Regions from separate parts of the Homo sapiens genome. Here regions 2 and 3 are each linked to region 1. The links are chromatin loops, found by intact Hi-C in ENCODE. Cell type or tissue: heart right ventricle. All regions are shown on one strand.

Region 1 (8,000 bases):
TCCTTCTGGTAGCCGCTATCACCCTATAGGGCCGGCAGAGCAGATCTGACCAGGTAGCCTGAGTCTGGAAGTGCGGCAGAGCCTCCTGCTCGTTCACCCTCACTAGGGCAGCAGCTGCACCGCAGCAGCTGGGTTCAACTCATTAAGCAAGAAGCCCTGGGCTGGACAATAACACTCAGACACCAGCCTGAGCAAGCCTGGCTGAAAGCCCTCCTTCCTTCTGGTCCGACTACGGAGGGAGAGGGGCAGAGAGTACACAGCTCTCCAGCCCTCCCCATCCTGGGGCTGTGCGTCCTCCCAGGAGATGGAGCCAGTCATTAATTTGGCCAAAGCCTTCCTGAGGGCTGTAGGTTTGACAGGCTGGGTGTGTGTGGGCCAACCGTGCTAGAGAGAGAGTCTGGCATTTCAGAAGGCAGCTACCTGGCCAGAGGAGGGTCAGCCCCCTTGGTGGTCTCTTTCCCCTGGCTGGACACAGCGCCCTGCACTCTCCCCTTGTGAATGTTCCCCCAGAGCTTCTTCCAGGGACGGAGTTCTAACCCTGTGGATGGGGACATGGGAAGGTTTACAATAGGCCATGGTTCCCTCTGACATCTCCAACTCAGAGGCAGCAAAGAGAAGAGAAATTCCCAGGCACCTCCTCCCTCAGCACCCCCACCTCTGCCCCACATCCACATATGGACAACCTGACAATGGTACCTGTGAATGCTGCCATCCACTCCTCCTTTCCATGCCTGCAGCAGCCACGCCCACTGTCCATCCCTCACCAGCCTGGCTCAATAGGTGCTGCACTGCCTCTGGTCCTGCCCCTACACCTGGGCCTCTCTGTACCTATCAGTTCCCCCAGTCTGGTTTTTACTTCTCCCAACAAGTAAGAAGCATGTAAGGTTATCTGAGCAGTCTAGGGGAGAGAATAGGGTGGGGCTGTAAAGACAAGGAGGAGAAGCTTATGGTCATGCTGGAGACCCAGCTGAGCAGAGTCTACAGCAGGCCCATTGGCTGCCTACCCAATGGTCATCCTGCTCCTACCCTCATTTCTTCTTTGTTAGAACAAAATCATGACTTCATTAAATATTGGACACCTATGAACTTCATGGACCCTTCTGCAGCCTCCCTGACACGTACTGGTAAGTCTAAGTCAACTATAGTAGTTTCATTCCTTTGACCAATGATCGCCTGGGGCTTGGGCATGAGCGGCCTCTCCACCTGAGCCTGAGCCACAGCTGCCCTCTGCACCTACCACGCTGATAAGCTGGGCCAGGGAGAGCTGCAGCTTGATGGAGATGAGCTGTGAGGAGCTGGTGGCTGGGCGGATCAGGTTATTGTAACGGGTTTTGTTCAGAAGGTCGTCCATCAGCTTTTCCTCCGCATTGGCCACGCGGCAGTTCCCTGAGAAAACACACAGTCAGACCTGCTGGGCCCTTGTGCACCTGACCCCCACTGCAGCCTGTGGCAGCAGGGAGAGCTGAGAGGGAGCACAGGTGCCCTTAGGGCTGGCTGAAGCAGCGAAGGTGCTGGCAGGCCTGTCTCTCCTTGAGGACTTCAAATTAAATACACTCAACACAGAGCTCAGCTGTCTCCTCCCATGCCATACTTCTTCCTCCTCCTCTTCCCTCTAGCAGTGAATGGCATCCCACTCTACATATCTGGTACAAAAGCTGGGTGTCTCTTCTTGACCTCTCCCTTGGTTCATCCAAGTGGCCACTTAGTCCTGTCTTTTTTTGTATGAGACAGAGTCTCACTCTGTTGCCCAGGCTGGAGTGCGGTGGTGTGATCTCGGCTCACTGCAACCTCTGCCACCTGAGTTCAAGCAATTCTCCTGTCTCAGCCTCCAGAGTAGCTGGGATTACAGGCCTGCGCCACCACACCCGGCTAATTTTTGTATTTTAGTAGAGACAGGGTTTCACCATATTGGCCAGGCTGTTCTTGAACTCCTGGCCTCAGGTGATCCACCCACATTGGCCACTCAAAGTGCTGGGATTACAGGTGTGAGCCACCATTCCCGGTCCTAGTCCTATCTTTTACCTTCCAAGTCCCTCAGTCTGTTCTCCTTATCTCTACTGCTACAGCCATGTCCCCACCTCCCCACCCCTGCCCTCCTCCTGGTCTCTCCACCCGCAGTCTCTCCCTGCTATCCATGTACCATACAGTGCCAGAGTGGTCTTTCTACAGCAAACTGGTCTAGGGCCCTTCCCTACCCACAACTCTCAGAGCTGTAGGTGGACTTAAAAATCAAATGTTTTGGCTTGGCGTTCAAGGCCCTTTCCCCACTGACACTGGCTTATCTTTCTCAATCTGATTTTCTCCCACCTCTCTACCTCTACCCCAGATACTCAGATACTCTCTCTTCTGGCCATAGCCTACTGTTTGCCTTTCCCCCTGTGACCTTCACTGTCTCACTTCCTGTTTTTTCCTTTTTTTTTTTTTAGAGACAGGGTCTTGCTATGTTGCCCAGGCTGGTTTCAAGTGATTCCTCCTGGATTCAAAGGATCCTCCCACCTCAGCCTCCTTAGTAGCTGGGACTACAGGTGTGCACCACCACACCCAGCTTGTCTCACTTCTTTGAACAGACTCTTTCTTCTGCCAAGATTGCCCCCAGCCCACCAGTTATGAATTATCTGAGGGTCTATCTTGTGCCAGGGACTTTACTACATTTCGAGGGTAACAGCAAGCAAAAACCAGAAACGGTTCCTGACACCAGAGCACTTACAGTGCAGGGGAGCAGCCCCATTACTCACATGTGAGTTTGGGTGCAGAAATGGGTACGAGGTGGTGCTTTCCCTAAGAAGAAACAGAGCTGAGATGGAGGGGATTTTCCGGGTTCAGACTTAGACCTACAGAGTGTAAGGTCCCTCTGAGACACCAAATGGAGGGGTCCAGCTGGCAGCTGGCTCCTCATCTGGAGCTTCGAGGAGAGGTCTTAGCTCAGAGCCATATTCAAGACCCAGCCTAAATACCGCCTCATGCAGGGAGCCCCCCTGACCTTCCATAGCCTCAAATCTGCCCCTCTGCATACCCCCGATCCCTTGCCAAGTGGCATTTGGGTCTTTATGTCATCTCCCTCACCTGTCTGGGAGTAAAGGTGAGGTTCAGGGACTTGGGCTTGTGTACTCTAGTGTCTTCAGGGAGAATGTGTAAAGCATAGAGGGGGCAGCTTGGAAAAAGGGAGACTCAGAGGAGACTCAAGGACATCTGAGGAGGCAAGCCTGGGAGGAGGAAAAGAGATGAGAATGAGCAGAAGAAACAGTGCCGGGGCAGGGAAGCAGGTGGGAGGATCAGGGAATAAGAGGGGCCGGAGAGGTGGGGGCGGGCATGCTGGTGAGGGGCTGCCTGGCTCGCCAGGCTCAGGAGTCGATTACATCTTCCTGCAAGGGCCAGTTCACCTAGTTGCACCAAACCCCTTCCTCTGTGGGTAGGGCCAGAAGGCCCAGAGCACAGACCAACCCAATTAGGCAGGCCTGAGGTGGACTTAGGGGTGGGTGCTGGGCTGGACTCCTGGTTGTGGGGAGCAGCCGCCACCCTGCCGACTTCATCCACTTTCCAACTCGCTGCCTATCTGGAACAGATGCAATATTTAGTGCCTTGTGAAAGATGCTCCTAGTGCACCTGCTGCCTGCTGCCCCTCCCCCAGGCTGCCCTGGGCTCTCCAGAGGGGGGTCCTATGGATGCTTGGCCTAGATTCTGAGCCCTGCTTCTTATATCCAGGACCCCTTTCCCAGAGGCCAGCTGCTTGAGTACCCTGGAAGCCAGTCTGTAGCCCCAGGCTAGAGCTGGGTCCCTCCCACAGCCCTTCTTTAGCATGTTTGTTTGGACTGACTTATTTCATAGAGAGGGGTGTGTCTTGCCCAAGCCCATCTGGCATGTCTGAGGCAGCTCTGGGGTCAGAATCTGCAGCTCCCATCCCCCAGCCCTGCAATACTAGGGGAGGCTGGATCCCACATCTCTGAAGTCCCACTAGGCTGGTCTGACAGGGCTCCCAAGCGCAGGGCTGCTCTGCAGGCTGTGGGGCTCATGCTCCAGCTCCGAGCCCACCTGATGTGCCCGGGTGGCTCACCTTTGGGCCTGTCCTGCCTCTCAGGCATTCAGCTGACCCGGAGGGACTCCCCCATCTTGACCACCAGCTGTGGGCTTGAGTTAGAGGTTCCCAGAACTTTAGACCATTTAGCCCAACCCCCTATTTCTCAGCTGGGGAAACTGAGACCAAAGAGGGAAGAAACTTTCTCAAGTGCCCCCAGCAAGTCAGAGGAGGAACCAGGTATAGGAGCCTCTTTCCGACAGAGGTCTTCCCTGACCCCTGAGCCTTCTTCAGTGCCTCATTAGCTTCCCTGTAAGGAGACTGCCCCACAGAGCCTGGAAATGGTGCTGTCCCGGGCAGTGTGTGCCCATGACTGCGCCTGTGTTTGTACTTGTGAGTGTATGGCCGGGGGGCCGGGGGGGTGGTGCACTGAAGGGTGGGAATAAACAGCAGGGATACTGGGGACTGGAATGCACCCCACTTGCCCCCCAAAAAGGGGCGACGGAGCCCAGCCCAGCCCAGCACATGCTTAGACTTTCCAATCTACTGAATGTCTGTGAGGCCTGCTGGGCTCAAAGGACAAGGAACAGGCCTTTCACCCCCAGGTGGCAGGGGTGGCCCAGGATGGGTGGAAGCTTCTGCAGCACGGTCAGGGGTCACATCCCAGCCCATGGGCTGACAGTTAAACAGAGAAGCCGCCACTAGGGGTCAGTCATGATTCAATGATTCTGATGAGGAGTGGGCCCCACCAGCCTCTGCCCAGGGTTTTGTCTTCCAGGCCTTCTTGGGAAGAATTGTTCCCTGCCAGAAAGGGGCTAATAATCTGAGAGGAAGCCATAGCTGGAATTCTAAACTGTGTGAGTGTGTGTCCAGTTTGGAAAGGTATATCCAATCTAAAAATTTGTATTGAAAAAATGGAAAGATATACCTATTGTTTTGGAATACAAACTACAGAAAGTAACAGTTAACAGAATCTTATTGGAAAGATTAGATTCTGCATCTGGAAAGGCAGAGTGATTTTTCAACTGGGGTGTATGTCCTTAACTGAGGAAGGGAACATGATATTTATATTAAAAGGCAGCTATGATTTTCTTTTTTCTGAGACGGAGTCTTGATCTGTCGCCCAGGCTGGAGTGCAGTGGCATGATCTCAGCTCACTGCTGCAACCTCCACCTCCCGGGTTCATGCCATTCTCCTACCTCAGCCTCCCGAGTAGCTGGGACTACAGGCGCCTGCTACCACGCCCGGTTAATTTTTTGTATTTTTAGTAGAGACGGGGTTTCACCACATCAGCCAGGATGGTCTCGATCTCCTGACCTCGTGATCCGCCCGCCTCTGCCTCCCAAAGTGCTGGGATTACAAGTGTGAGCCACCGCGCCTGGCCTATGATTTTTCTTTATGTAGAGAATTTATCTTTTATAAAGAGCTTATTACATACTATTAGTGCTTCTTCAATCATGTGTATTAATCACCTGGATTCCTAGGCTTTATTCCCAGAGATTCTGATCCTGTAAGCCTAGGGTGGGACCCAGAAATCTGTACAGGGTGATACAGGCTGCCCCAGGACCACACCTAAGAAACACTGCCACTGGCCCCCACACACATCCAAGTCTCCAAATATGTAGGCAGGGCACATTCTCTCCATAGAACAGATGGGGAACCTGAGGTCCAGGATGGTGAAAGAAATGGCACAGGGTCACCCAGCTAGTAGAAGAGCCACGATACACAGACTGCCTGCAGACACCATCTTTGATGAGAGCTCCACCTCTTTATAGGAGTAGTACAAACTACTTTCTGTAGTTTGTATTCCAAAATGATGGGTATATCTTTCCATTTTTTCAATGTAAATTTTTAGATTGGATATGCTTTCCCAAACTGGACACACACTCACAGTTTAGAATTCCAGCTATGGCTTCCTCTCAGATTATTAGCTCCTTATATATTCCCTGACTCCTACCTCCTGCCTCCCCTATGGTGGGTCTCTATCCAAGGAAGAGGTAGCCCTGGTCCTCTAGGCTGACTGGGGCTTGGAGGAAAAGCCTGGGTGACTGTAGGAGCTAGAAGGGCCCTTGGAATTCAGGTGGGGAAACTGAGGCCCTGAGAAGGCAGTCCTCACATTTGCATTCTACCTGGAGAAGGGCTGGGTCTCCTTCCTGAGTGGCAGGCCCAACTTCACCAGCCTGGCCCTCAGTCAAGCTGGCTGTCCAGGCCCGGCACACCTCGGGTGGGTGACCAGAGGCAGCGGTGCCATAAAATGTGTTTGCTGGGAGATCCACCCCCAAAGCACAAAACATTCCAGGGCTGCTGATTTGGGCAAGCCCCCTTCCTTCTCGGCCCAGTGTCCCCATCTCTACCACCGCTGTGTGGGAGGGGACTTCTCTCTAAGGCTGAGCAGCAGATTCGCTCCCAAGCGCCTACACCGCCCAGGTGGCCGGCTCCTCTGCACCCACGCTTCAAGAAAGTCACCTCTTAGGCAAGGAAGGAGCCTCGGCCCTGTTGGGAGCGGGAGTCGGTATACTCCCAGCCTCCCAGACTGCTGGGGATGACCCGCGGTGCCTGCAAAGCCGGTGTCATCCAGCCCACTGCCCAGCCCACAGACACTCGCCCTGGAGGGTGGCCCTGGCCCTGGCAGCGGCTCCGAGAAGAGGCGGCCCCCACTCCAAACCTGGCAGACCCACCCACGCAGGCCCGCCCCCGCTGCCTCAGCGAGTGGGCTCAGCCCTGCCCACGCCCCCATCTGGCCGGGACAATCTCGGGCCACTCCCCCGGGCGCAGGGCACCCTCCCTTCCCTCCCACCTGTGGCCAGTCCAGCCCCTTTCAGCCCAACCCAGGCGCCCCTCCCTCCTTCCCCGAAAAGAACTCACCGCGCCCGCAAAGGGCGACCAGGAAGAAAAGGACCAGGGAAGGCGCGCGCCTCATGGCCGGCGGGGCCGGGTGGCAGCCGCCGCGAGCTCCGCTGTGGGGTCACAGGGCACCCGTGAGCCGCGCGGTCGAGTGAGCGCCGGTCCTGGCCCCCGAGGTTTGCTGGCGGGGCGGCGCTCACTAGGACCCCGCGGAGAGCCCCGCCGAGCCCCGCCCACTCAGGGATGTACTGGGCCCGCTGCTCCGCCCCGACGCCCCCTGGGTGGTCTGGACCCCACCTGCCGCCTGGCTTCCCTATCTCTTCGGGCCTCGCAACCTTCCCCCAAGGAAGGCAGGCAGGACAGTGCGGGCACCCTTGGTACAGCTGGGGAGACTGAGCCCTCGAGGGCGGCGGACGCTAGCGCAGGATCCCTCTACTGTTGGGGAAAGAGCATGTGCTTGAGCGGGGAGGTCCTTGGGCTTTGCCTTCCCTCACCTCGAAGACGCTTTTAGGCAAATGAGTCATCTCAGGTTCATTCGCATGGGGTTTGCTGAAAGAAAGGACACTGCTGGGTGAGCCGACGCGAGGGAGCGCTGCTCTCTGCAGACTTTGCAGGGAGGACACTTAGGAAAAGTGAGTGGAATCTGGGAGGGTGAATAGCTCAGGGCCCCTCACCCAGCTTGGGGGCTGGGGAAGGAGCAGAGTTAAAAGGGAATGGGGCTGGAGTGGGCTGGCCTCGTCCTCCCCCATGGGCCTTCCAATCTGGGCTGAACAGAGGCCGCTCAGGTGATTCAAGCACATCCCTCTACTAGCCAGGGTGTCCTTGACGCGTTTTTGGAATCAGTACCATTCCCTTGCGGGTGGGGGGACAGCCCCCACCTCGGGAACTGCAGCCTCAATTCTGGATCTAGAAGGGCCTCTGGCAGCTTCTCCAACTCTCTCAGTCCGGTCCTCATACCTGCTCCCTTGTGTGGGCCCTAACAGGCAAATCTGACAACTGGAGGAACAAGACAGGAAGGGCGGGGTCTAAGGGAACCGCCTGTAAAAAGGCAGCTTTGCCACCTTATCTCCAGGACTCTCAGTCTTGCTTTCATATTGCTCCCCCCACGTCATTTTGCTATAATCTGACATGTTGACATATGGTC
Region 2 (8,000 bases), 550 kb after region 1:
CGTCACCCAGGCTGGACTGCAATGGCCTGATCTCGGTTCACTGCAACCTCACACACTTCTGGGTCAAGCAATTCTCCTGCCTCAGCCTCCCAAGTAGCTGGGATTATAGGCATGTGCCACCATGCCCAGCTAATTTTGTATTTTTAATAGAGACAAGGTTGCGCCATCTTGGTCAGGCTGGTGTTGAACTCCTGACCTCAGGTGATCCTTCCACCTCAGCCTCCCAAAGACATTAATTTTTAAAATTTAAAAAAAAGTGCTAAAGTAAGATACTGTATTTTGACTACAGTTGGCTATGCCCACTGGCTCTTTCTACTCCATCGTCCCCTTCGTCACACCTGCTGTCATGTCTGTGGCACTGGAGGAGTCAGTAACATTCATACTGTGGTACAATGGCTGGCCTAGCCCTTCAGGGCCCTGGCACCAGCGGTCTGGCAAGGAGCAGGGTGTGGAGAGAGTATTCCTGGAAGCCCCTCCTACACTCGAAAAGGCTCACAATAACTTAACTCTAAATCGAATTGATGGTGAACCTCACTAACACAAGCTAAATGTTCCCCCAACTCAAGTTCTCCTTGGCTAGAACCCAAAATGCACAGGTCAAGCCTTGCCACGTGGGCTCATGGTATTTTAAGGAGCCTAAACACATTTTCTTTTTTTAAAGATAGAAGAGAAATTCAAGTACAAGATACAAAAACTTCATTTAAAAAAGGTGAATAAGCTCAAACATGTCATTATAACTACAGTTTGGGAAGACATGTTGGAATGTTTCTGTAAAACAAGAGAGAAATCACAGACTCCTGGTTAGGACATACTTGATGGAAACCTTTTTTTGGATATCTTTAGTTTATTAAAGAACTGAGAGAATATTCAAATACAAATTAATGAAATTTGAAACAAAAGCTATAAAGATAAGCAACAAAATTATTCTGTCATCAAGGAGTGAATTACACACATATTGTATATAATTTATTAAGAGGAGATGAACTTTAAATATAAGTAATGGGTTGGTTCTTGGATGGTTTGCTTATCCAATTAATGAAGAGGAGAAAATCATATGAATATATTTATAAAAGATTTATATTTCTTGCTGATTTGGAATGAATCAACATTGACAAAGATAACATGAAACCTACAATATGCTGCTACCACAAGTACATTGGTGACCAGGTGTTTAGTGAGTGCCATCAATTTAAAGAGAAATTATTGCAAAAGAAACCTGAAATGCCTTGAAATCTTGCAGTTTTTATATAAAAGATCCTTGATCCTTGATTTGAGGTTTTCCCAAATTGATAACAATCCTAAAAATTGTTTCTACAAATAATAAATTGTGAAATTATCAATAAATATTTTTTACTGATCTACCTGTGAAATGAAAGACTTATTTTAATGTTGTATTTACAAGAAAAGGTGGCATTACAAATTATTATCATATCAGAGGCTATCAAAGATTAAACAAACAAAAATACATATTGTAGAAAAGCATTTTAGAGGCAATTCAGGAATATTAATAAAAACGTTATTTTTCTGACTTTCTTGAGCTTGGTAATATTTTCAGTTTTAAAAATTGTAATTTGGGCCGGGCACAGTGGCTTACGCCTGTAATCCCAGCACTTTGGGAGGCCGAGGCAGGCGGATCACTTGAAGTCAGGAGTTCGAAGCCAGCTTGGCCAACATGGTGAAACCATGTGTCTACTAAAAATACAGAAAAATTACCTGGGCATGGTGGTCAGCACCTGTAATCCCAGCTCCTCAGAGGCTGGGGCAGGAGAATTGCTTGAACCCGAGAGGCGGAGGCTGCAGTGAGCCAAGATCACACCATTGCATTCCAGCCTGGGCGACAGAGTGAGACTCTGTCTCAAAAAAAAAAAAAAAGTAATTTGTTCTGATTTCTTTTCTCATTCTAAATTAATATTAGATTTTGTACTCGATTTTGGTTTTGTATCCTTTTGTTTAGAGAGGCTTCTACTTCCTCTTGCCAGCGCACGTGCACACACGCACACGTGCACACCACTGAGTAAGCTTCAGTTTCCAAAGAAACTGGAACTGCCCAAGCTCACCCTTTCTGATTCTAGGCCACTGTCACTTCCTTGGGTCTTCCCTGACTCCCTGGTAGAGGATAGTGTCCTCAGCTCTGGGCTCCCACACGACAACGAGGCAACTCTCTCATTGCTCGCTCACGTGGTATTGTGTGTATTCGTTTCTGCCTTCCCCAAGGGCAAGAACTTTACCTGGTGAATCTCTTTAGCTGTACCCAGCTTGGGGGCTGGCCTTGAACACACACATTTAAGAATGTGGGAGTCTTGGGGGAGAGAGCCCCATGGGTAAATGATGACAATCCTTGGTGCCCATGGCATCCGCACTGTGCACACTGCCTCCCTTCAGCCTCCGCCCCTCTGACTTCCGGGAATCTTCATGTAATTTTTCTTTGCTTTTCTTTTTCCCTCCCTCCCTCCCTCGCTCCCTCCATTCCTTCCTTCCTTCCTTCCTCCCTTCCTCCCTCCCTCCTTCCCTCCCTCCCTTCCTCTTTCTGTCTTTTCTTCCTTCCTTCCTTTCTTTCTCTTTCTTTCTTTCTTTCTTCCTTCCTTCCTTTCTTTCTCTTTCTTTCTTTCTTTCTTCCTTCCTTCCTTTCTTTCTCTTTCTTTCTTTCTTTCTTTCTTTCTTTCTTTCTTTCTTTTCCTCCCTCCCTCCCCTTCCTTCCTTTCTCTTTCTTTCTTCCCTTTCTTTCTCTCTTTCTTTTCTTTCTTTCTTTCTTTTTCTCCCTCCCTCCCTTCCTCCCTCTTCCTTTCTTTCCTTCCTTCCTTCCTTTCTCTCTCTCTCTTTCTTTCTTTTCTTTCTTTCCTTCCTTCTTTTTCAGAGACAAGGTCTTGCTCTGTTGTCCAGGCTGGAGTGCAGTAGCATGATTATAGCTCACTGCTACCTCAAATTCCTGGGCTCAGGTGATCCACCCACTTCAGCTTCCCGAGTGGCTGAGACTACAGGTGTAGGCCACCATGCCAGGATATTCTTCAAAAATTTTTTTGTAGAGATGGGGTCTCACTATGTTGCCCAGGCTGGTCTCAAGCTCCTGGGCTCAAGCAATCCTCCCACCTCATCTCCCAAAGTACTGGGATTGAAGGTGTAAGCCGCAATTCCCAGACTTTGTGTAATTTTTTTCTTCTCTCCTTGCTCTCTGGAAAAGATCAGATACTCACTCGCTCTGGGATTCAAATGTCTAATTTTAGATTAAAATATGTGGCTTCCCAGAGGTTTTAGTTTTACCATGGGAAAAGTCTTCAGCCCCAAATATTGACACTCTTAGTGGTGAGCTTGCAGACATGGTGAATTGGGGAGGGGTTTGGGTCCCAGGCAGCCTCCTGCCTAATCCAGGTGTCAGGCTTCCTGGGGTCTGTGGAAGGTTGACTGGTGTCAAGGAGATCAGGCTGGGGATGTCCAGGGAGTCTATAGTGGGAAAGAGGGAGGGAGGAGCTGAGTATGAATGAAGGGATGGAGATGTGTACCCAAGAGACAGAGGCAGTGAGTGGACCACAAGGAGAGGCCTGGGTCAGGGGTGCTCTGGGGGTACCCATAGTTTTCCTGCTTATTTCTAGATTCCCCTGGAGAGACTGGAAGACCAAGATAATCTTATCTGTGAGAAAATCTGGTTCATTTTTCTCTCTTAAACAGATCATTTGAGCCTCAGTTTTCTCATCTGTAAAATGGGGAGGTAATCCTTACACACAGTGACAAAGTTGGGAGAGGCAGATTAAATAACAGATGTGACTGCACTGAACATACACAGGGCTAATCCCTGGTGCAACGTAGGTGCTCCATTATTGTGCATGGCTGACGCTGTGAAGGAGCCCGCATCTGAAGTCAGATGTGCTTGAATCCCAGCTGGGCTTGAATCCCAGCTCTGCCCTCCTGGCTGGGGGTCTCTCCAGCCTCTCTCCTCTTATCAGCACCATGTGCCTTTGCCAGTTTGGAAACACTTGAGTGTTTGAAGCCACAAAGATACCTAGAGTAGAGTTGTGTGGAATTCCTGATCAGGGATTTTCAAAGTATTTTAGGCACATAACCCTTTGTTTGAATGAAATTATACATTGAAGCTTAGTGTGTCAAACAGGTAAAATGGGGCTGGGCTCGTGGCAGCACAGAGTGAGGGGCTCAGAGGCTCTGCTCACTCGGAGGCCTGAAGACAGCCTCTGTGTCTTCCCCAAGAAACCTCCCCAAGCAACTTCCGCTACACCCAAAGTTCCATTGTTGGAAACTGATTCTAGTCTAAATGCCTTACTTGTGGTTGGACAAGGGAAACAGGATCATGGACAAGGAAGATAATTGTCCAGGATAACTCAAGAAGTCCTTTGCTTTCTCTTGGACTCAGTTTCCCCATCTGTAATCAGGAGACGAACTGAGATCTCCCCTATTTTCAAGTGCTTTCTGGCTGTAACTCCAGTCTAATGCATGATGCAAGCGCCACCTGGTGGTGAGAAAGGGCCCTGGCAGCTGGAGAGAAACCCTGCTATTATTTCTCCAGGTTTAGGCAAATGTGAGCTTTTACGCAAATGATCCCACCTTCGGCCAGAGTGCTGCCTGTCAGGATTATAGGGCTTTCAGGCTCCTTCTCCTATTCCTCATGCTCTCACACTGAAAGGAGCATCAAGAAGCCCAAGAGAGGTATCAGAGGCAGCTTGAAAATATTCCCCTGGCTCTGCCACTAACTCCTGTGTGATCTTGGCCATCCAAGTCCTTTCCCCTCTCTGGGCCTCAGCTCCTACATCTGCAACCTGAGGGGGTTAGGTGAATCCAGGGTTCTTAACTTGAGATCTATGGATCCATGGCTGGGAATTCTGTGAAACACTTGAAATTTTAAGAATTTTGTGTGTGTGTGTGTTTGTACAAGGTATAATTATGCAGTTCTGGAGGGGAAGAGTGGAGCTTTAATTGCCTTCTTAGAGAGGGCTGTTCCTCTGAAAGCGTTCTCTGGTCTAGATGAGCTCTGAGGGCAACCAGGGCCCAGGAATTCTAGGAGCTTCCCCTTTGGAATGCTTGTTCACTCAGACAACCCGGAGGATTTACATTTGGCAGATGCATCCAGCTCGACAGTGGCGTGGAGACGTGCTAAGAGGGCCGGAGGAAAATGAAAAGCAAAAGCTCTCCAGGTACATGCATTCGACGGCCAAGGAGATGCTCCTCAGTCCCCAGCAGCCCTGAGTCAGGTAGGGACCAGAAGCTGGTAGCTGAGCCCTGGAACTCTGCAAACCTCCACCAGCTGAGGGCGCTGTCTGGGCCGGCCTTCCTTGCTTGCTTGCTTGCTTGCTTGCTTGCTTGCTTGCTTGCTTCCTTCCTTCCTTCCTTCCTTCCTTCTTCCTTCCTTCCTTCCTTCCTTCCTCTCTCTCTCCTTCTCTCTCTCTTTCTTTCTCTCTCTCCCTCTTTCTCTCCTTCTTTCTCTCCTTCCCTCCCTACCTGTTTCTCTCTTTCTTCTTTCTTTCTTTCGACAGGGCCTTGCTCTGTCGCCTAGGCTGGAGTATAGGGGCATGACCATGGCTCACTGCAGCCTCCACCTCCCAGGCTCAAATGATCCTCCCACTTCAGCCTCCCAAGTAGCTGGGACTACAGGCGTGTACCATCATGCCCAGCTAATTTTTTAATTTTTTTTTTTTTGTAGAGACAGCGGTCTCCCTATGTTGCCCAGGCTGGCCTCGAACTCCTGGGCTTCAGTGATCCCCCTGCCTTGGCCTTCCGAAACACTGGAATTACAAGTGTGAGCCACTGAGCCCAGTCTGCCTGGGCTTTCTTGCCTGGATAGGCTCACCGTGGTCCCTGGGGAACTTCAAAGACAGGAAGAACAACTGGCAGAACTGGGAGGACGCTAGTCCCCATGATGCGGCCTCTTCTAGGCCACAGAGATGGTCTTGTTGTCCCACCCTCACTCTTAAAGCCCCATTTGCTTTCGGAACCACTGCTTTCTGCAAAGCATCAAGCAGTAGGTGAAGGAGGAGGAGAAAGGCATTAGCCCTTGGGTCTCTAATCTGTGCCAGGTACTGTGCTAAGTATTTTACCATAACGAGTTCATCTGATCCTCACAATAACCCTGGGAAGTTGGATTACTCCCATTAGATATTTGCAGACTTTGAGGCTCAGAGACATTTACTGACTTGCCCCAAATCATAAAACCTGTAGATGGCTGGGCTGGGTTTTAATCATGTCTTGCAGCATGTGCAGGATTTGGAGAGGTTTCCCAAAAGTGGCTCTCAGGGCTTCAGGAGGCCTTCACACCTCAGACCTGGGCTGGAGGCACGGTAGCTCTCGGATGCTGATGCTGCTTCCAAGCAGGCAGATTTAGCGATTGCCCCAGCGATTGCCCCAGCGATTGCCCCAGCTGGCCTTCAGACTCGGTTTGGAGGTCTGAAGACAGCCTCTTTGTCTTCCCCCAAGAAACCTCCATTTGCCCCCCATCAGCTAAAATTGCCCATTTCTTCTTTATTTTTGCTATTTGGATTTCTCTTTTCCTGGGGTGGTGATGGTGACCCAGAATCTGACCCTGACACTCCCTGGACCACACCCTGCTCTGCTCTGTTGCTGGGCTTGGGAATCACCCATGCGGAAGTCCACACCTCCCCTCCAGGGCCTTCAGACTGACAGTTTTCAGGGACCCCTCCCTACACGGTACAACAGGATCACACCTGCCTGAGAGCTGGAGTTTGCACAAGCCTGGTGCCTGCCCTCCCTGTGCTCCGGGCCCACCGGCCATGGCAGCTGAGGGGAGACTGGCTGCCGCCACTCACCTGGCTTGACCTCCCTGCCAGCCTTCGCACTTGGGGCTTCCCTGGGCATTTGGGAAACCATCGAGCTTTTGGATGTCATGCTTCTTTTTGCACATGGGACCTGAGGGAGCCAGGGCCCTGGACATGCCCCGCATTTCTGTCTAGAAGAGAGTCTCCCAATCCCCTTACCACCACTTCAACAAGCATTGTGACTGGGTCTGATACTACCTGTCCCTGCCCTCCGCCTCCCCTCCCCTAGTCACTGCTGCCACCAAATCATCTTATGTCCATATTGGACTATGAAGACAGTCCATTACGATGAAGTTGATTCATTCACATGTTCCACATATATTCACTGAGCACCGACTGTATGCCAGTATGTCCTCTGCTCAGGATACATTCTTGTTCTGTTTATTTTTGTATTGTCATGCTTAGTGCAGGTCTGGACACACAGTGTGCATTCCCTGCATTTGCTGAGTAAATGAATGAATGGCTGAATATTGGACTTGTAGCCGACTGAACCCTTTTAATCATTGTTTCTAGATGCTGCTCTTAAATATCTGCCATCCTGAATATTGTTGTAGTCGCTTCATTGAAATGACAGGCAGGATTTTAACTTTGTCCCCAACAAATGTAACATGCTCGTACCAGGTGTCTTTCTGTCCCTCCAGACCCACTGTCACCTTTTTCCACCCCGCTTTCTGCCCCAGAAACTGACCTGTATGGCCAGGCTCACCCATTCTTGCGCTTCTTGTTGGGTTTGGCCAATGGGTGCTCCAGCTGGAATCAGAGAGAGGGTGGGGGTGTTTACTCCGCTCACTTCCTCCCAGGGTGGTCACCTGTGTCCTTCAACCAAAGGACACTGTTTCCCTTGGTGGCCTCCTTTCTATGCTTCTCTCTCCCTCTGGGTTTTAACAACTGCTTCCTCCCCTCGGCCCTTAGGCTTAGGAGTGGTAATGGCTTTGCAATTGCTACCCTGGGTTATAGCACTATCTTCAGATTCTTTAAATCTCAAGCACACCTTTGTAAATAGTCCCTTTAGAAAGCAATCCATCCTCACATTATCCCAATTTGAGTGTATTTTCTGTTATCACTGAGACCCTGACTGATATTACAGTCACCCAGTGACCAGCCTCAGCTAACAACACTGCTGACAGTTGTTGAACACTAACTCTGTTCCAGGCACTTTACAGATACTATCCTTTTTATTCTTTTCTTTATATTTTTACATTTTTTTGAGACAGAGTCTCACTCTGT
Region 3 (8,000 bases), 360 kb after region 1:
ATGCCGGGTTGTAGTGAGAGAACCCAGGCAGGGGATCCCCTGTGTGCTCACAGGGAGGGGACCCTCAGCCTCTGAAGCAGCTGAGTGAATAAATACAGGTGGGCAGCCCAGCCACCTTCCCATCTGAGGGTCCTGCCTGGTGCCCTGGGGTTGGGCTGAACTGCCAGGGCCAAGGGTGAGCTCAAGGGGCTGGGTGGCTTATGGCCCAGAGGCCCAGGCGCTGTGGGGCCCAGAGGCCTGCACTGGTACCAGAGGCCAGAAGAGGCATTCTGGCCAAGGTGGGGTGGTTGGCTCCTTCCGCTCACTTCTGGGGTGGCCTGGGAAAGAGGGTGACCCTGGAAGCAGAGATCAAAACTGACAACTTCCTCCACCTTTTATAGGCTTTTGAAAATCCTCACTGTCTCTAGTGAGGCCGCGGGGCCCTCTCAACCCGGATCTGCCCCACACAGGCTCTGGGGACAAGAGAGGGCAGCTCAGCAGCTGTTTGTTCTGGAAGAACCTCAGGCTGTTCACGAAGGAACAAGGGGCCCTCATGCTGTTGAGGGGTAAACATTCCAGGTGAGCCCCTGTTGGGAAACAGGAGCAGAGTGCAGTCGGCTTCCTTTCAGCTGCCGAGAGGAGTACTTCCGTCTTGGGGTTTACCCAGCATTCTGGCCCCAAAGGGTCAGTCTGGAGGAAGTAGGGTCTGGGGACCGTCAACCTCCCTGCCTGTGGACCACGTGTGGGTTCCTGGGGGCCCAGCCCTGCAGCACTGCTCTGGGGGCAGAGTGTGGGCAGAGTGCTTACAGCTTCATAGGTGCCCTCACCACTTCCAGGAACCAGGAGGGGAACATGGGAGGGGCAGGGGCAGCAGGGGCCCAGAACCCAGAGTCCCAAGTCCTCACGCTGGCTACTTCCAACAGACTGAAGGTCACTCAACCAGCAAGGGGCTGAGCCAGCATGGCACAATCTCTGCCTCTGGTGGGGAAGGTGTGGTCAGAGTGAGCCTGTCTTGAGTATCCCCAGCCGCTGTGATGCAGGGGCCAAGGGCTCTGGGGTGGCTTGTGATGGCATTCTGGGGTGCACATCACTGACTTGGAAAAAAGTGGGCTGTAGCTGGACCCTGGAAGTGCACAAGACCATCATTCCCTTATTCCGTCTGGAATGCCACTATGAGCTTGGATTTGTTCATGGTGAGCACAGCTCTGTCTCTGGGGTCCCATCATTTCTGGGCAGGTGGTGAGCTGCACTCCAACTTCTGGGGATGAGGCAGTGTGGTAGACGGAATGAGGGAGAGTTGTCGCTCTGGAGTCAGCCAGACCTGGGTGTGAACACCAGCTCTTATACCACCACTGGGGCCTCCCCTTGAGGCTTCGGAGGGAGCACAACCCTTCCAGCACCTTTTTTTTTTTTTTTTTTGAGATGGGGGTCTCACTCTGTCACCCAGGCTGGAGGGCAATGGCTCGATCTCAGTTCACTGCAACCTCTCCCTCCTATGCTCAAGCAGTCCTCCCACTTCAACCTCCCAAGTAGCTGGGATCACAGGCATGCGCCACCATGCCCGGGTAATTTTTTGTATTTTTGGTAGAGACAGGGTTTCACCATGTTGCCCAGGCTGATCTTGAACTCCTGACCTTAAGTGATCTGCCCACCTCAGCCTCCCAAAGTGCTAGGATTACAGGTGTGAGCCACCACGCCTGGCCTCCCTCTCACATCTTAATTTCAGACTCCAGAACTATGAGAGAATACATTTCTTTTTTCTTTCTTTTTTTTTTTTTTTGAGATGGAGTCTCGCTCTGTTACCTAGGCTGGAGCGTGCAGTGGAGGATCTTGGCTCACTGCCACCTCCGCCTCCTGGGTTTAAGTGATTCTCCCGCCTCAGTCTCCTGAGAAGCTGGGGTTACAGGCACCTGCCACCACGCCTAGCTAATTTTTGTATTTTTAGTAGAAATGGGGTTTTACCATGTTGGCCAGGCTGGTCTCCACCTCCTGACCTCAGGTGATCTGCCCACCTTGGCCTCCCAAAGTGCTGGGATTACAGGCATGAGCCACTGCGCTCAGCCCATTCCTGTTGTTTTAAGCCGCCCAGTTTGTGGTATTTTTTCACAACAGCCACAGAAAATGAATACGGGTGATGCCTGTGATGGGTCAGGGGTCCTGGGCAGGAGGATGGGGAGGAAAGCCTTGGAAAGCAAGAGGGCAGGCCCAGCTCACCATCTGCGTGATCTCCTCCAGCGTGATCTGGTTGTCACCTGGGTCCTCCTGGGTCAGAGTCCTAGGCAGGAGCGAGAAGGCACGGTGAGCCCCACTTCACGTTGCAGCAGCCCCTCCCCAGCTCGGACAGCCCCACACGGCCTCTGCTCTTACGCCCCTCTGTCCTCGTCATCCCCATTGCCAGGAGCACCCTTTCCCCTTCCTCCTTCACTCTTCTTCCTGATGGTCCTGGCGCTCCTGGCTGTGGGAGGTCCCCTTCTGGGGCCCTCTCAGCCCCTGGGCTTCCTGCATCTGGCTGGGTGGGAATGGCCTTTCTGCCACCTCAGGCAGGGAGCCCTTGAGGGAGGGACGGTGTCTGATTCAGCCCCATAGCTCTGGTGCCAGCACAGGACTGGACATTCAGCAGGCGCTCCTGCGAGCACATGGATGACAGGATGCATGACAGGAAGGAAGCACAGGGAGTGGGGAGGCAGCAGCATGGCAGCCACAGGCCCAGAGGAGGGACTGCAAGGATGGAATTGGGAGAGCAGAGGAGAGTGGTACACACGGTGGGGAATGAGGGTAGAGCCTCAAAGTCAGGCCAAAGTGCCGCACGCTCACAGTGATGGGCTCAGAGCCACAGCTGGTGAGTACCAACGGAGGCTGCGGACACTGGAGAGCCAGGCCTGGGCTGCGTGGGGACAGCCAGGGGTCTGCAGGCCTGCCGGGGCTGCGGGGAGTGGCTCTCTGGATCAGCCTGGCAGAAGGCATTGTCGTGTATATCTTACAGCTGAGGAAACGGCCCCTCAGGGAACTGCCTCACCTGGGGTCCCGCAGCTGGAGCATGGTGGGCCCACGCTCCAAACCAGGGCTGCCAACTCCAGAGCCTGCTCTTTCATCACACCCAGGGAACAGGCTCCCCTCCGAGGGTGGCTTTGATCAATATGCTCGGTGGGGGGCTCCACACACTCCTAAGGCCTCCTGGGAGGACCACGAGTGGCGGCTGTGTGTGTGTGTGCGTGTGTGTGTGTGTGGGCATGTGTGCACACACTCTGGCCTCTGTACTGAAGATGTGGAGGCCTGAAAGAGATTTTAGGACTGTGAGCCTGAGGGAAGAATGGGCCCCAGCATGGGGCCTCCACGGCCTGGCTGGGGAGGATGTCTGGGCACTCTGGTCACAGGCAGGACTTGGGGGAAAGTCTGGGGAGGCTGGGGCCAGGCAAGAGGTGAGGAGGAAAGGCCAGGGCCCAAGCCCTCACACCTGGGCTGGGCTGGGAGCAGACAGGCTGAGTCGGTAGGTGCCCGCCACCCACTGAACAGCCTGTAAAAGTGACACCCGTGATCTCATCCCAGCCTTGAAGCGGGTATTGTTCACCCATTTTATGGATGAGGCTCAGAGCGGGGACTTGCCCAGGTCACATGAGTCACTGGCTGAGCATCTCAGACATCGGGCTGCCTGACCCTGACCTCCACCAGGAGAGGACAAGCATGGGTTTGGGGATAAACAACTTAACTGAATTCAATTCAACAGACACTCAAGCACCTACAAATCAGGCCTCGCCAGCACTGTTTAATAGATCTCTGCAGTGATGGCAGCATCCTACACCCTGTACTGTCCAATGCAGGGACTGCTAGCCACATGTCGGGGGTGAAGCTGAGGCTGCTGGGCTCATGTCACTGAGGAACTGAACTTTAAATTTTATTTAATTTTCATTAAGATTTAAATAGCCAAGGCCGGGCATAGTGGCTCATGCCTGTAATCCCAGCACTTTGGGAGGCCGAGGTGGGCAGATCGCCTGAGGTCAGGAGACTGAGACCAGCCTGGCCAACATGGTGAAACCCCGTCTCTACTAAAAATACAAAAAAAATTAGCTGGGCGTGGTGGCAGGTGCCTATAATCCCAGCTACTGGGGAGGCTGAGGCAGGAGAATCTCTTGAACCTGGGAGGTGGAGGTTACAGTGAGCCAAGATCACATCACTGCATTCTAGCCTGGGTGACAAGAGCGAGACTTCGCCTCAAAAAAAAAAAAAAAAAAGATTTAAATAGCCTTATGTAGCTAGTGCCTACCATATTGGATGGCACAGGCTAGACAGGGGTTAGCAGCTGTGGACACACATGGAGAAGTGTGCTGGGTTCTTGCTTTGAAGAGATCAAGGTCTGGCGCAGGGTGGGGAGAGAGGAAAGAAGGACAAATAGACTACCCAGCCCTGAGCCTGCCCCCAAGAGCTCACCTCTACCCCAGCACTCCTACTTGGGGCTGTCCTTGACAAGGGCGCTCTTCACCTCCCGGGCCTCTGACCAGCCCACATGGAGGCAGAAGGCAGGGCTCCTGTCCCAGCAGGCAGTTCTGAGCCAGGAACCAGGTACTGCCTTTACCTGATGATGTTGGCTGCAGCCTTCCGCTCCTGGGTCAGGAGCTCCGGGTCGTGCATGACTTCTTCCAGGAAGCCGATCACCTTGCATTTGAGCTCATCGTTGGTCTCAAAGTCCTGCCGGGAAGGTGTGATGGGTGGCTCTGGTTACTGTTTTTGAGCTGCTCTGCAGTGGTCTGGGCCCAGGCCAGAGGAAGGAGCTCCAGTTTCTATTCTGCCCAGGGCAGGCTGACCTGCCTCATTTCCTTTCTGTTGGCTTCCTGGCAGGGCATGAGAGGCTCTCCAGGCCTAGAGAATCTTAGATAAAGGCACTGGAACCAGATCAAAGCCCATCTTTCAGCTGGCTGCACCCCTGGGCCAGGGAGGCACAAACCTACCTGTACCCCTGCTACAGGCAGGGTGGATAGACAGAGACCCATTGTCCCTTCCATGTCCTTTGTTCCCTCCTAGGGAATCTGAGCAGTCCTCCGGGAACATCAGGGTGGCACATTTGAGCTCCCTCCCTTCTGCTGCCCCACTGCCAGCCATCAGCTCACTCTGCCCGCAGCTGCTTTTGGAAGGCAGCTGGTTCCTGGGGCCATTGCCTGGTGGTCCCCAGCAGCCTGCCCAGGGAGGGCTCCCACCCACCTGAGAGTGCTTGGACACCCAGTGGCGGAGCACGTTCAAGACACGATTGGTGGCTGCTCTGCGGATCACAAACTCCTTGTCTCCATTCCTCTGGTCTGGGGGAAACCCTGGCAGCATGCGTGGCAGAGGGGAGAGAGGACAGGTGAGGACAAGAAACAGAGCTTGACACTAGTCTGGATTTGCCTCTCGGATCTGGCTGAGCTGGGGTGAGTGAGGGGGTCATGGGCAGGGGGATAACAACATGTTTAACAACTAGTGTCTGACCAATAGCACAGATGTCATGGCTCCTCAGTCAACACGGTCCATGCATGCCCAGCCTCTTCCAGACCTCTCCATCTTTCAAGAGCTGCTGGAAGGTTCAGGCAGCCTCCCAAGACAGAGCCACGCAGGGCCTCCCCAGGGAACAGAGCTCAAAGGGGCCCCTATTCCAGTCTCTGCTGCAGGATCAAGGATGCAGAAGTGGGAGGTGGGAGCATGGCGGGACAGAGGTTCCCATGGGCAATGGGCTTTATGTCGAGTAGAAGCTGGCCAAGTAGCAAAGGGCGATGGGTGGGAAGGAAGGGGCCTCCAGGCAGGAGGGTCAGCACTAGCAAAGGCCTGCAGGATGGAAGTTTGGGGGAAGGATGGATGGCATTCAGCTGGCAGCTGGAAGAGGAGGGTGCAGGGCACGCTGTGCCCTAGATGTGCAGTGGCCCTGGCTCTAGGTGTGGGGTTCAGGCCCTGGGTGTGTGCAGAGCCCCAACCAGTGCAGAGAGGTGGGGGTTGTGACCCAGCACCTCCACAAGTGGAAGGCGGTGCCCAAGCCAAAATAATGATTCAGGAAGCTTCGTGTCCAGTGAGTGACTGTAGTCAATTGAAGCAGGGAGCTCCCCGAGGGTGGGTGCTTTAACAGGACCCACCTGTGCCATCCTTAGCACACCTTAAACACCCACAGCAGAGCAAGTCCCCGGGACCATGGCTGCTATCACCTGCCACTGGGGCTGACCATGGGGAGGACCCTGTGAGTGGAGAACACCCCACATACCTGCACTGGCTAAGGACATCCTCCGGTACTTCTCCTTGTTTGGGGTGCCCTCGTTGGCCCCGGCGGTTGCTATGGCAAAGGCAGAGGCGGCCGACAAGGCACTGCGGTTATTGTCCAGTTCACGACAGGAGGTCATGACGACTCCATTGTTATAGGAAAAGAGTGGGAACTCTGCAGAGAGGAGGGAACCAACCCTCAGCTGTCCCCAGTCCCAACTCCTCAGGCTGTTAGAAAACCAGGGGTCCCGAGGCTAGAGCAGCCTTAAGAGCCAGCAGGCTGTGTCTTCAGGGTACCAGGGCATGTCGGGTGGTGCTGGTGTGTGTGTGTGTCTCTCTCTGTGTTAGAAGCTCTGGGGAGAGTCACACCACAACACCCTCAGGGCTGTCCCAGGTTGGGGAGCACACTCCTGCTTCTGAAAAAGGTCTCCAGTCACCCCGTCCATCTTTCTGCAGCTCTCAACCCCTTCACCTCTCAGGTCCAGCAGGGCACAGGCCTGCCTGAGGGCAGCATCATGAGTTTTCTTACCCTCTCAGTCTACTTGGGATTAACACATAACCTGTCCAATGTCTGACATCCATAACAATTCATACTGATGGGCTCGTGGGCACAGTGGGATGGAGAGAGGATGGCTCTTGGAGTCCAGCCACCTGAGTTGAAATTCTCCCCTACCCCCTACTAGCTGTGTGACCTTGGGTAAGTCATTTAACCCCTCTGGGTTTCAGTAGTCTCCTTTGAATAATAGGGATAAAGCTTCAAAAGGTGGATATAAAGATTAAAGGCAATAACATAGATGAAAGTACTTTGTGTTAGGTGAAAAGCTATATAAATGCCATGGAATATCATTGCTATTAGTAATAATAATAATAATCATAATTTTTAGTAGTAATGATAGGAGAAACCTACTCTTGAAACCTTTGGTTTCATCTTGTCTCTGGAAAGCAATCCAGACTACTGAAGACAAAATAGCAGTATTTAATGCTGTGAGGCACATATGATTTATTTTAAGGACTCAAAGCTTATTTCTGAAATTTGGCTCTCCATGAGCTCTGTTTCTGTGTGTCTGAGCAGCTGTGGCAGGGCTGCAGTATGTCCAGGCAGTTTCTCTCTAAAGCTCGGTGACCCTGTTACCTATTGGGTTCCTTTTGAAAGCCTGGATAGTGGGGAGTTCAGGCTGCAGGCGGCCCTTTGCATGTGAGAGCAGGGACATTGGAGAAAGCTGTGTGGGGAGGGGCTGCCTGGGAGGTGGGTCCCCTGGGAGCTCTCTCTCACCATTGGGTATCTCACAGCCCCCTTGTATAGGGGAAAGGGCTTTATGAAAACCGGAGACCAAGACTGCTTCTCAAGGATCCTTCAGGATCAGGAGTCTGGGACTGCGGGTGAGCAATGTCACCGCCTCTTGGAGTCTTTCCCCTTATTTGAAACACCTAGCCTTTTTGCAAAGCTGTCAAGATGATGAAAGGGGTCTGTGCAGAGCCTGGCACTCAGTTCAGGAAGCACCTTCTGAACCAGGATCTTCCATGAATGAGCCCTAGATGCTGAGCCTCCCTGCCCACCTGTGCTGGGGTTCAGGAAGCACCTTCTGAATCAGGATCTTCCACGAATGAGCCCTAGATGCTGAGCCTCCCTGCCCACCTGTGCTGGGTGGGCTCAAGGCAGTCTTGTCTGAAGTTGGGAGAGTGACTTGGTTGAGTTGAAGAGCAGGATCTACCCAGCCAATGTTCCAGTGCCCACAGCCCCTTCCCTTGGGGTGGCGGGGGGCGGGTGGTGGTGGGTGGGTTATGAAATATCAGAAAAGTTACTGCTC

What was found. A loop is a pair of places that touch in the nucleus more often than their neighbours do. Peaks named below come from ENCODE experiments on the same cell type or tissue, not always from the same donor. Only the 100,000 strongest peaks of a DNase experiment are listed, where the experiment ranks them.
Region 2: it touches region 1 in a loop (4-fold over the local background); 11 of 110 quality-filtered maps call a loop at or near these places.
Region 3: it touches region 1 in a loop (6-fold over the local background); 3 of 110 quality-filtered maps call a loop at or near these places.

Annotation. Positions count from the first base shown.
Region 1 is chr15:78,634,202-78,642,201 of GRCh38, forward strand. CHRNB4 (cholinergic receptor nicotinic beta 4 subunit) reads right to left here and starts at 7,009. Exons shown (of 6, transcript NM_000750.5): 1 at 6,878-7,009; 2 at 1,238-1,386. The coding sequence starts at 6,932. RefSeq lists an enhancer at 3,488-3,989 and a silencer at 6,928-6,987. In heart right ventricle, a CTCF peak has its summit at 4,718 (motif pointing right); a DNase peak (open chromatin) is centred at 4,708; H3K4me3 peaks cover 840 bases; H3K27me3 peaks cover 2,825 bases.
Region 2 is chr15:79,180,111-79,188,110 of GRCh38, forward strand. No RefSeq gene overlaps it. Among named protein-coding and RNA genes, the nearest start is that of MIR184, 26 kb to the right of the region's middle. In heart right ventricle, CTCF peaks have their summits at 4,465 (motif pointing left) and 4,665; a DNase peak (open chromatin) is centred at 4,481; H3K27me3 peaks cover 920 bases.
Region 3 is chr15:78,993,547-79,001,546 of GRCh38, forward strand. RASGRF1 (Ras protein specific guanine nucleotide releasing factor 1) reads right to left here. Exons shown (of 27, transcript NM_001145648.3): 17 at 6,197-6,367; 18 at 5,173-5,279; 19 at 4,550-4,662; 20 at 2,194-2,254. LOC105370917 (a long non-coding RNA gene) reads left to right here and starts at 5,032. Exons shown (of 3, transcript XR_932519.4): 1 at 5,032-5,314. RefSeq lists an enhancer at 2,903-3,676. In heart right ventricle, no CTCF peak of the experiment used is centred here; no DNase peak of the experiment used is centred here.